2 separate regions of the Homo sapiens genome follow, and region 2 is linked to region 1. A link is an interaction called in ENCODE POLR2A ChIA-PET data of the cell type or tissue named here. Cell type or tissue: GM12878. All regions are shown on one strand. Links, peaks and the distances in the headings refer to the core of each region. The heading gives the core; the rest is flanking DNA. Region 1 has its middle 98 kb from the start of PLK2. Region 2 has its middle 160 kb from the start of PLK2.

Region 1 (4,405 bases), core at 111-4,110:
GGTGGATGTGAAGGGTGGGGTTATATATGTGAAGGGTGGGGGATGTGAAGGGTGGGGATGTGAAGGGTGGGGACAGGGTGGGAGAGGGAGAGGCCAAAATTCTGAGGCACGTTAGTGCAGAATTGCCTATCCTTGTCCTGTCTACGTCTTTCCAATCCTGCTCAGAGGGCCCATGTACTGATCTGGGCAAGGAGCAAAAGTCAATCTGAAGGATCTGGAACTGAGAAAGGGTGAGAGGTTGGAGGTTTGGCTCTGTTTGCATGCAACTCAGCTTTTTCTCTAGAGGGAAGGGAGTAGTGAGTGAACTTGCGTTCTTCAAACACCAGCTACCCACTTAAACAAAATCAGCATGTCTACGATTTGCCAGTAACGTACAATTTTTAAGTTCTAGTTATCATAGGTGGTGATGGGATAAAAGGTAGGAGAAAAATTCTGAAACAAACAATTACCCACCCAAACTCATTGATAAAACAAAGCTATGTGAATCAGGAAAAGAGCAAGTGCATGCAAATGAAATTACCTCAGTGACAAAAGACAGAAATGCGTTACTAAAATTTAATTTTGTGCCGAGAGAAATGATTGCCAGCAAAGTGATGATATCACTAAGATAAATGAAATCCATGGAACAATGTGAGGCCTTTGCTCTTCTCTTCCTCTCTTCCATACAGAGTAATCTAGATTAGAGCAACACTAGTTGCTCCAGATAAGAGTTTCTGTTTAGAAATGGATTCATGTACAACAAGATACCTTGCTGATATTACTGTTGATAGGAGAGTATTTTGTTTTAATAGTTTTATGTAGAAGAAAGCATATCCTCTTTATAAGGAATAGCGGTATTGGGGCCTTGCGATTGCTGTTTATTTAGTGTCCTTAGGCAGGAACATGACAGATTTGCACTCTATTGTTGCCTTTTTTCAACAATGCATGCGTCATCTAAAGGAGTGAGTGAGGCTGGATTACACCACCTTCGGTATCCCGGCTTGCTTTGCGTTCTTGGTCTTATACACACCCAGTCAGGTTAAGGCTGAACCCTTTGAGTGCTGTAAGAAATGAGCATCTGGATAATGATTCATGGAAATTGACCTTGTCTACTAAATTGAATTCCATACAACATGCAACTAAGTATACATTTCATCACCAAAAGTTTGACCAAGCTTTGGAAATATTTAAGTGTTTTGTATTTATGTCCTTTGCTTTGAAAGCAATGTTGATATGTAAGATTTGTATCTAAGATTTTCTCTGGGCAATTGGTTGACTCCACATAAGGAATTTGAGTGAATTGGCATGTGTCTGCTGAAGATTAATTTTTAAAAATTCTTTAGTTTACTTAGATATTATGTATGAATAGAGTCATCATATAATTCATTATTCAATCAGGGAAGCTTTTGTCTGAGAAAATGCCAAAATAGAATAGACACCTGGAAACAGACACATTCTGGGACTGCCCCTAGAAAATTGAGACTGTAGATTTCCCCATGTATGAGCAAATGGGCTGGGAGACATACGTCAGTCATTCAGATATGCATTTTAAATGGGAGGGGTGGCAGAGGATCACATATTCTCCTCCACAAAGGCATAAATTATTTTTTTAAAAAACAAAATCTATGCCTATGAATTGTTCTAGTTGTTTGGTCAAAGACTCAGGACAACAGAAGAATGGGACATGTAGGATGCCCTTATTTTCTTCTGCTTACTTAACCAAACCCTGGGCCATCACTGAAACTCTATGAAGGATCTTTACTGGAATTTGAGATCAGTTAGCTCAACTGAGATGTATGTAGAAAGATGAAATATGGAGTAGAAGAAGTATATTGTCATTCCTGCCCTAAAGAATACATTAGCAGCTCATCTTGGATACCAAACTAAAAGTGAGATTATAATCTTTTCATTTTCACCACCATTATCAAACAAGGCGTTATGAATGAACTCTCACTCCATTCTCCTATTCCTATTTATAGGACTTTAAGATACATCATTAATTTTAAGACACTTTTAAAACTTACTCTATACTTACTATAACCTGTGTTCATAATCTTGAAGTTCTTAGCCTCATTAGAATTTAAGTATGAACATTTGGCTACATGTGCTTTTACTCGCTTTTCCTATTTTTTTGAACTTGTTGGTTGGTTGGTGTTGTTTAACTGACATACAATTCTGGTATTTTAAACAGCTTCTCTTTAACTTCAGTCAGAAACCACTGGCACTGAAAAATCCCTTGATGATAATCCTAACCAGCATTTGAATGTGTCCTATCACCCTTGCCAAGCTTTGGAAATTCTGTGCTCTATTTTGAGTGACTGGTGATTTCCACTACTTGTTTTCGCACTGCCTGGCAGACGACAACCTAATGTGCTTAATAACTTCTCATTTTTCTGCTAGATTATACTAATTTTTAAGGCATTTCAAATGGAAATTAGGGAATCACAATTTTGATTAAAATTCAACCACAGGTGGTACTGCAATTACAAATATCTCAATAGAGGTGATAATACATGGTCTGATACCTTTATACACAGTTAAATTTGCATGTATTCAGGCAGTTACCACAAAGCATAACTTATGGTTTTGGAGCTGACAAATTGCTTTTTATTTAATTATATAATAAACACTTGATTTCTTTTTTTTTTTTTGAGACGGAGTCTCGCTCTGTCGCCCAGGCTGGAGTGCAGTGGCACGATCTCAGCTCACTGCAAGCTCCACCTCCCGGGTTCACACCATTCTCCTGCCTCAGCCTCCCGAGTAGCTGGGACTACAGGCGCCCGCCACCATGCCCGGCTAATTTTTTGTATTTTTAGTAGAGACGGGATTTCACTGTGTTAGCCAGGGTGGTCTCGATTTCCTGACCTCGTGATCCGTCCACCTCGGCCTCCCAAAGTGCTGGGATTACAGGCATGAGCCACCACGCCCAGCCCTGATTTCAAAATTATTAAAATATTGACAAAATATCCCCATAAATCAAGAAAATACAGTAAGGTAGTTGGCTGGTTAATTGTGCACAGAGAATAAAAGCCCCTAAAATGGCCAAATGGCAAAATTTGTCATAGTGACAGAGTAAGCAAGTTACCAAAACAACTCTTCACACATACTCTGGTTGTTTTCATCCCGCTTTATGGAACTCTGAATAATTTTAAGTAAACGCACACATTAATGTTTAAGAAGCTTGTCTGTGACACTGGTTGGTAGTATCTGACTCTATAAGGTAGCCGAATCGGTTTTAAAACAGTGTATTAAAACACAGTAACAACTAACAGTTTATGAAAGATAAAAAGGAGTGATGCATGGGTCTAGGGATATTATGAAGAATATAACAGCCTTGTGAGCTGATTAATCAAGAGAATGGATAAATCTGCTCAGGATCATTACCCTGTCTCTCTCCCAAATGATTACATCAATGAGGTTCTCATCATCCTTGAGGGATTCTGCACAGCCAATTTTTATTAGTTACATCTGGAGCTTCCCCCATCCCATGTTTACAGAGCCTATGTGCTGAGTTTTGCAGGATCACCTCCACCTGATGTATACCTGAGCCTTTTACAAATTTAGAATGGCATTTGGGCTGCTGGGCTCCAATGATCTCTTGGTGATTATGACAACAGAGTTGCTGCTGGAGAACTATTGTGAGCTCCTTGTTTGCAATTGAGTAGGAGGTGGCACCTGCTGGGCAGGACAGCTCAGGGACAGTGAGGATAAGGAGGCACTCCCCCACATTTCTATTTCTAATGAGTCCTTTTCATGCAATGGAGCCGATACTAGTACAGACCTCTCGGCTCCTTGTGATGCTCACCAAGTATTATCTGGATGTTTTAAGAGGAGCCAACTCAGTGCCACCAAAAATAAAAAAGTGGCCACCTATTTAAAATCAATTATCTCTTTAAGCAATCATATGACATCTGTCACTCTGGAACTTAACTGCTCCTGCATACCATGAAGTTACTGAAATAGATTAGGTCTGAATATGTCAAGAGCATTCACCTTAGATTAAAAATGTTCCATGCGTCATGATGTTCTAACCTGCTTCTTAATATCCTACCCCATCTCGAGAAAAGGCACCTCTGAGACAGTATGCACTTTCAGAGACTGGGTGGGGCATGTGTGTGTGCACTGATGGAGTTGAAGAGTGTGCACATCCGAGCAGGATTAAAATGAATGCAACAGTATCTTTGATTCTAAAAGTGAAATAAAAATTAAGTGCAAAAATGAAATGAAGGATCTTGCTCTTATAAAACTGATAAGTTATTCAGCCATTGCCTGAGAGTGGACTGGAGTGAAAGACTGGGTGTAGACAGCGAAAGCAGCAGCCCCATGAAGGGCTGGAAGAAGTTTATGGTCAAGTTGAAAGGAAACCATAATGGTGTGATTTAAATTATCTGTCTGAACCAAAACTCACAGAGCTCTCAGCATTGTG
Region 2 (4,405 bases), core at 207-4,206, 64 kb after region 1:
CAGATTTGTACCCGATATATGTAGATATGGAATAAGTATAAACTTTCTCCCTTGCTCAGCACTGTCCATTTGAATAACCCTTGTAGCCCTAGAAGGTGTTTCTGTAGCCTGATCATTCATGTTCTGGCTCTGCTTTTCTCCCTTAATAGTTTTTGCTTAGGTTCCTTTTTTTCATTAGCTCACTGTGGGTGTTGCCATCTGTCTTGGTTCAGCTGCCTTAACAAAGTGCCACATGCTGCTTATAAATAGTAGAAGTTTATTCCTCACAGTCCTAGAGGTTGGAAGTCTAAGATGTGTAAGATGAGGGTGCCAGCAAGGTTGAGTTCTTCCATGTTCTTGCATCTTCTCATTGTATTCTCACAGGGCAGAAAGAGAGCAAACTGGCTTTCTGGCCTCTTCTTATATAGGCACTAATCCCGTTCATGAAGGTTCCACCCTCATGACCCAATTATCTCTCAAAGGCCCCACCTCCAAATACCACCACATCAGGATTAGGGTTGCCACACATGAATTTTTGGAGAGACACAAACATTTAGTCCATTAAACCTTTCTTTTTACTTTTACAGATTAATTAACTTAGATGAAGGGAATCAATGTTGTTTCTGTCAAACTACATGTCCTAATTTCCCTTTCCATTGAGAGGCAACTATATATTCTTTTATTTTGAAATTCACTTTAATTTCCCCTTTTATTTTTCAGTAGTTAACTTGCTCTTACAGACAAGTTGAGTGATATTTTTCCCTCTGCATTTGAGCAGTAGTTTTACCAGATAAGGAAGAGTGCTGCTGTTGCCTATTTTTCCTTCTATGTGGAAGGGGGTTGGGAAGGAATGTAAGGCTCTGAGGGTGACTTCCGGAGACACCTTGTGGTCCCTAGGATAACCCAGACACTTTAGATAAACACTGATGTCTTTGGGTAAAAAACATAGACTCAGCCCAGGGCAATGGCTCACACCTGTAATCCCTGCACTTTGAGAGGCTGAGACAGGAGAATCACTTGAGCTCAGGGGTTCAATACCACCCTGGGCAACATACAGAGACCTTGTCTCTATTAAAATGTATATATATATAAGAGATTAAACTGACATCCCTAGACTTGTGGTTCCAGGATATATTTCTCACAAATCATAATTTTCTTTAGCAACACAAGCTGATGGGTATAGAAGAATGTGTTTGCTATGCAGTGAGACATCAAACCGAAGTATTAGGTGATTAAATAAATATCATATGAAAAATGAATCTTAGGATAACTGCATTTTATTTGTTTGTTGTTGTTTTGTCTTTTTTTGTTTTTGTTTTTTTCCTTTTTATAGAGAACTGCATTTTAAAGCTGATCTTCATGGTTTTAAGGAGACAAATATAGAAGAAAACACTCTTTGCCTGATTACAATTTGCCTGCAGCCTGATGCTATCTCTGTGGGTGTTTGCAGCAATGGTTCCATACCTCCTGGGCTGCCAGCCCTGGTACACTCAGCTTCTTATGCTAAAGCTCTTACTTAAGGCATGCAAGGGAAGCAGTTCCTTAAGGAGCACATGTACTGATTTGAGACATCCATGGAAATGTGTGTGTGTGTTTTTTAAGGTCAAAATATATTTTATTCAAATACTCAAGGTTAGTTATTTTCAAATAAGCAAAATGGAAAAGATAATGACTACACTTCATTATGTAAGAAAAGCAAAAAAAAAAAAAAAAAGATGAGCTAAAAATATAAGTTTTAGAGATTGGAATATATTTCCCAGAGGGATATGACTCAACTGCTTAATTGTTAAAGAAAAAAATTGCATTTAAGTTAATTTGACAGGAATATTTAAAAGCTATTTTGAAGTAAATTTTAAATTGAGCGAATTTTAGAAACAATCTCATTAAAGAAATTCAAGAAAGTATGGAATGAGGCTCTTTTGGTATGAACCTGTACTTTGATGACTGAAGAAGTATGGTGTTTTTTGAAATAATGCAAAGTTTTCTTGCTTTATGAACAATACATCTTTATGGTGATGACAGCCATCTTTGGTTGAGCTGCAGATGGCAAATGCCCCAGAGTGATAGTACAGAGCAAAGTCTGCTACTTACACTCAGAGCTTGAGGTAATGGAATAAAAACCTAGCAAGGGAATGAGGTAATGGGATAAAAACCCAGTGTGCTTTGTGACATTGTTCAATTATCATCATCCTCACCAGTAGTAGTAGTAGTAATAGTAATAGTAGTAGTAGTGGTAGTAGTGGCAGTAGTAGTAACTGCCATTTCTTCAGCTATATGTGTAACCCTTCTTGTTCTCCCAATACCTCTCTAAGGTAAATATTAGAAACCACAGCTTACAGATAATGACCTCCTAGTAGGTGGCATAGCAAGATTTGAACCTAGGTATACCTTCTTTACGCTGAAACTCTGATGTGTGTTCTCTTTCCCCTCTATCATACTTCCTCCATTATATATATATAAATTATATACAATAGCATCTACTCCATATTATCTGTATTATTTAAAAATTCTTTTAAATAAATATCTTTTTCTACTGCCTCAGCCATCTGTAGATCTGGACAGAGCCAATCAAGTTTCTTCAGTGAGATGGCTAGAGTTGGCCATGTTTGAAGGAAAACTGGTCAGCTAATCTTAGATGGACAGCAAGGAAGCTGGGAGCAGGCAGTTAGAAGGTGGAATTCCACCTGGTCTGGCCCACCACTCCTCCCTCTTCTTTCATTTAGAAAGGAATGGAGAAATAGGAGGATTACAATGGAAAGACAGCAAATCACCAGGAAAGACTTTTCGGTTGGCACAAACCCTGAATGATCCTGTGGTTATATATTCAACTGCCTATGAAGGTACTGCTGTACTCACATACATATGCAGGCAGTTATTTTGTCTAATGTTATGCTTTTCAGTTATGGTGGTATTCCACTGGAGACACCATGGTGCTTTTTTGATACTGCCCCAGTAAAATTTTGAATTAATGCAAGTAATCTTCCAGAAGGCTGCCATCCAAGATTAGAGGGAAATTTGATTATTGTTTTCTTTTTTTTTTTTTAACTTGAGTACTAATGGCATATACTGACTCTTAAGTTCAACCAAAGTACATGCTGTATTAGTGATAACTATTTTTTTTAAGAGTAAGCAGATTTCAGACCTTATTTTATTATGTAGGGAGGTTAACAATGATGAGGTAGAAAATTCTGGCTATCTTAAAGGTCAATGTAAAAGAAGAATTATTGTTTTAAAAACTTTCTTTCCTCTAACACAATTATATCCCTGGAAAGATGCTCCAGCAAGTTGTTTGAAAGAGATAAGAAACATATTAATGCAGGGTCACTCTGAGTCCCAAAATCAAGGTGCAGACATCAGGGTGTGTGTTAAACTGTGAATTAGAGGCAGCTTCTCTGTCATTTATCTCATTCCAATATTAGGAAATTCCCAATTTCCTGTTGTTCATTATACTTTTCTCTCATCATTTTGACTATGTCTTCAGCCCTCTGGAGAGGTCTTAATTTGAAGCAAATGATGTACACTTGGTGGAGGGGGAGGTGGTAGCCCATGATAACTGGATTACTTTTATCCCTGTTCAAGTATTTTATTTATGAATTTATGTTTGCCTTCACTTGGAACTGCATTTTTGGGATAACCCCTGTGTTAGAAGTGAAATGGAATAAATGCAGGGTGTTTCGCTGCTATTTCCAATAATTGAAAAAGGTTTTTCTTTTAACTATGTTCCCATTTTCTGTGCAAACTGTAATGCACAATGAGATGAAACAAGAAATATTTTAAGTACCACATTAGGGACTGGGTTCAGTGGCTCATGCCTGTAATCCTAGCACTTTGAGAGGCTGAGGCGAGAGGATCGCTTGAGCCCATGAGTTTGAGACCAGCCTGATTAACACAGTGAGACACAGTCTCTACAAAAACAAAAACAAATACACATAAAAACTCACATTAGTTCTTAGACAAAATATTTAGTTAAATTGCATTTCATGATCTGGCAAAAATAGGTCAAACAACAAGACTCCAAACATAGATTCCATCGAAATATTGCCCTGACCAAAAAATTCCTGATTGTAACTGATGACCCACTTGGAGAGAGAGAAGCAATCAAGAAATGACTGTAGTAGTGGACCCTTTGAATTTGCTGTTAAAGCGTTTGACTAGTTTGCGTCTTTAGCAATTAACGACCCTACGAGTGGATCAGTGTTGTTGTGGAACCTTCAAAAGTATAGATGCCAGTTGTCACATCTCCATCACCCACAAGCAACTGAATACTAATGCTATTTTGGAAGATCTAGGGTGAGACTTGGGAGTTTATTTTATTTTATTTTATTTATTTTATTTTATATTTTATTTTGAAACGGAGTCTCGCTCTGTCGCCAGGCTGGACTGCGGTGGCGCAATCTCACTGCAAGCACCGCCTCCCGGGTTCACG

What was found. Peaks named below come from ENCODE experiments on the same cell type or tissue, not always from the same donor. Only the 100,000 strongest peaks of a DNase experiment are listed, where the experiment ranks them.
Region 2: POLR2A ChIA-PET joins it to region 1 with 5 read pairs; 3 of 35 experiments call an interaction of 5 or more read pairs at or near these places.

The regions. Positions count from the first base shown.
Region 1 is chr5:58,360,216-58,364,620 of GRCh38, reverse strand. No RefSeq gene overlaps it. Among named protein-coding and RNA genes, the nearest start is that of PLK2, 98 kb to the left of the region's middle. In GM12878, for the core only: no CTCF peak of the experiment used is centred there; a DNase peak (open chromatin) is centred at 2,198.
Region 2 is chr5:58,296,502-58,300,906 of GRCh38, reverse strand. No RefSeq gene overlaps it. Among named protein-coding and RNA genes, the nearest start is that of PLK2, 160 kb to the left of the region's middle. RefSeq lists a silencer at 778-978. In GM12878, for the core only: no CTCF peak of the experiment used is centred there; no DNase peak of the experiment used is centred there.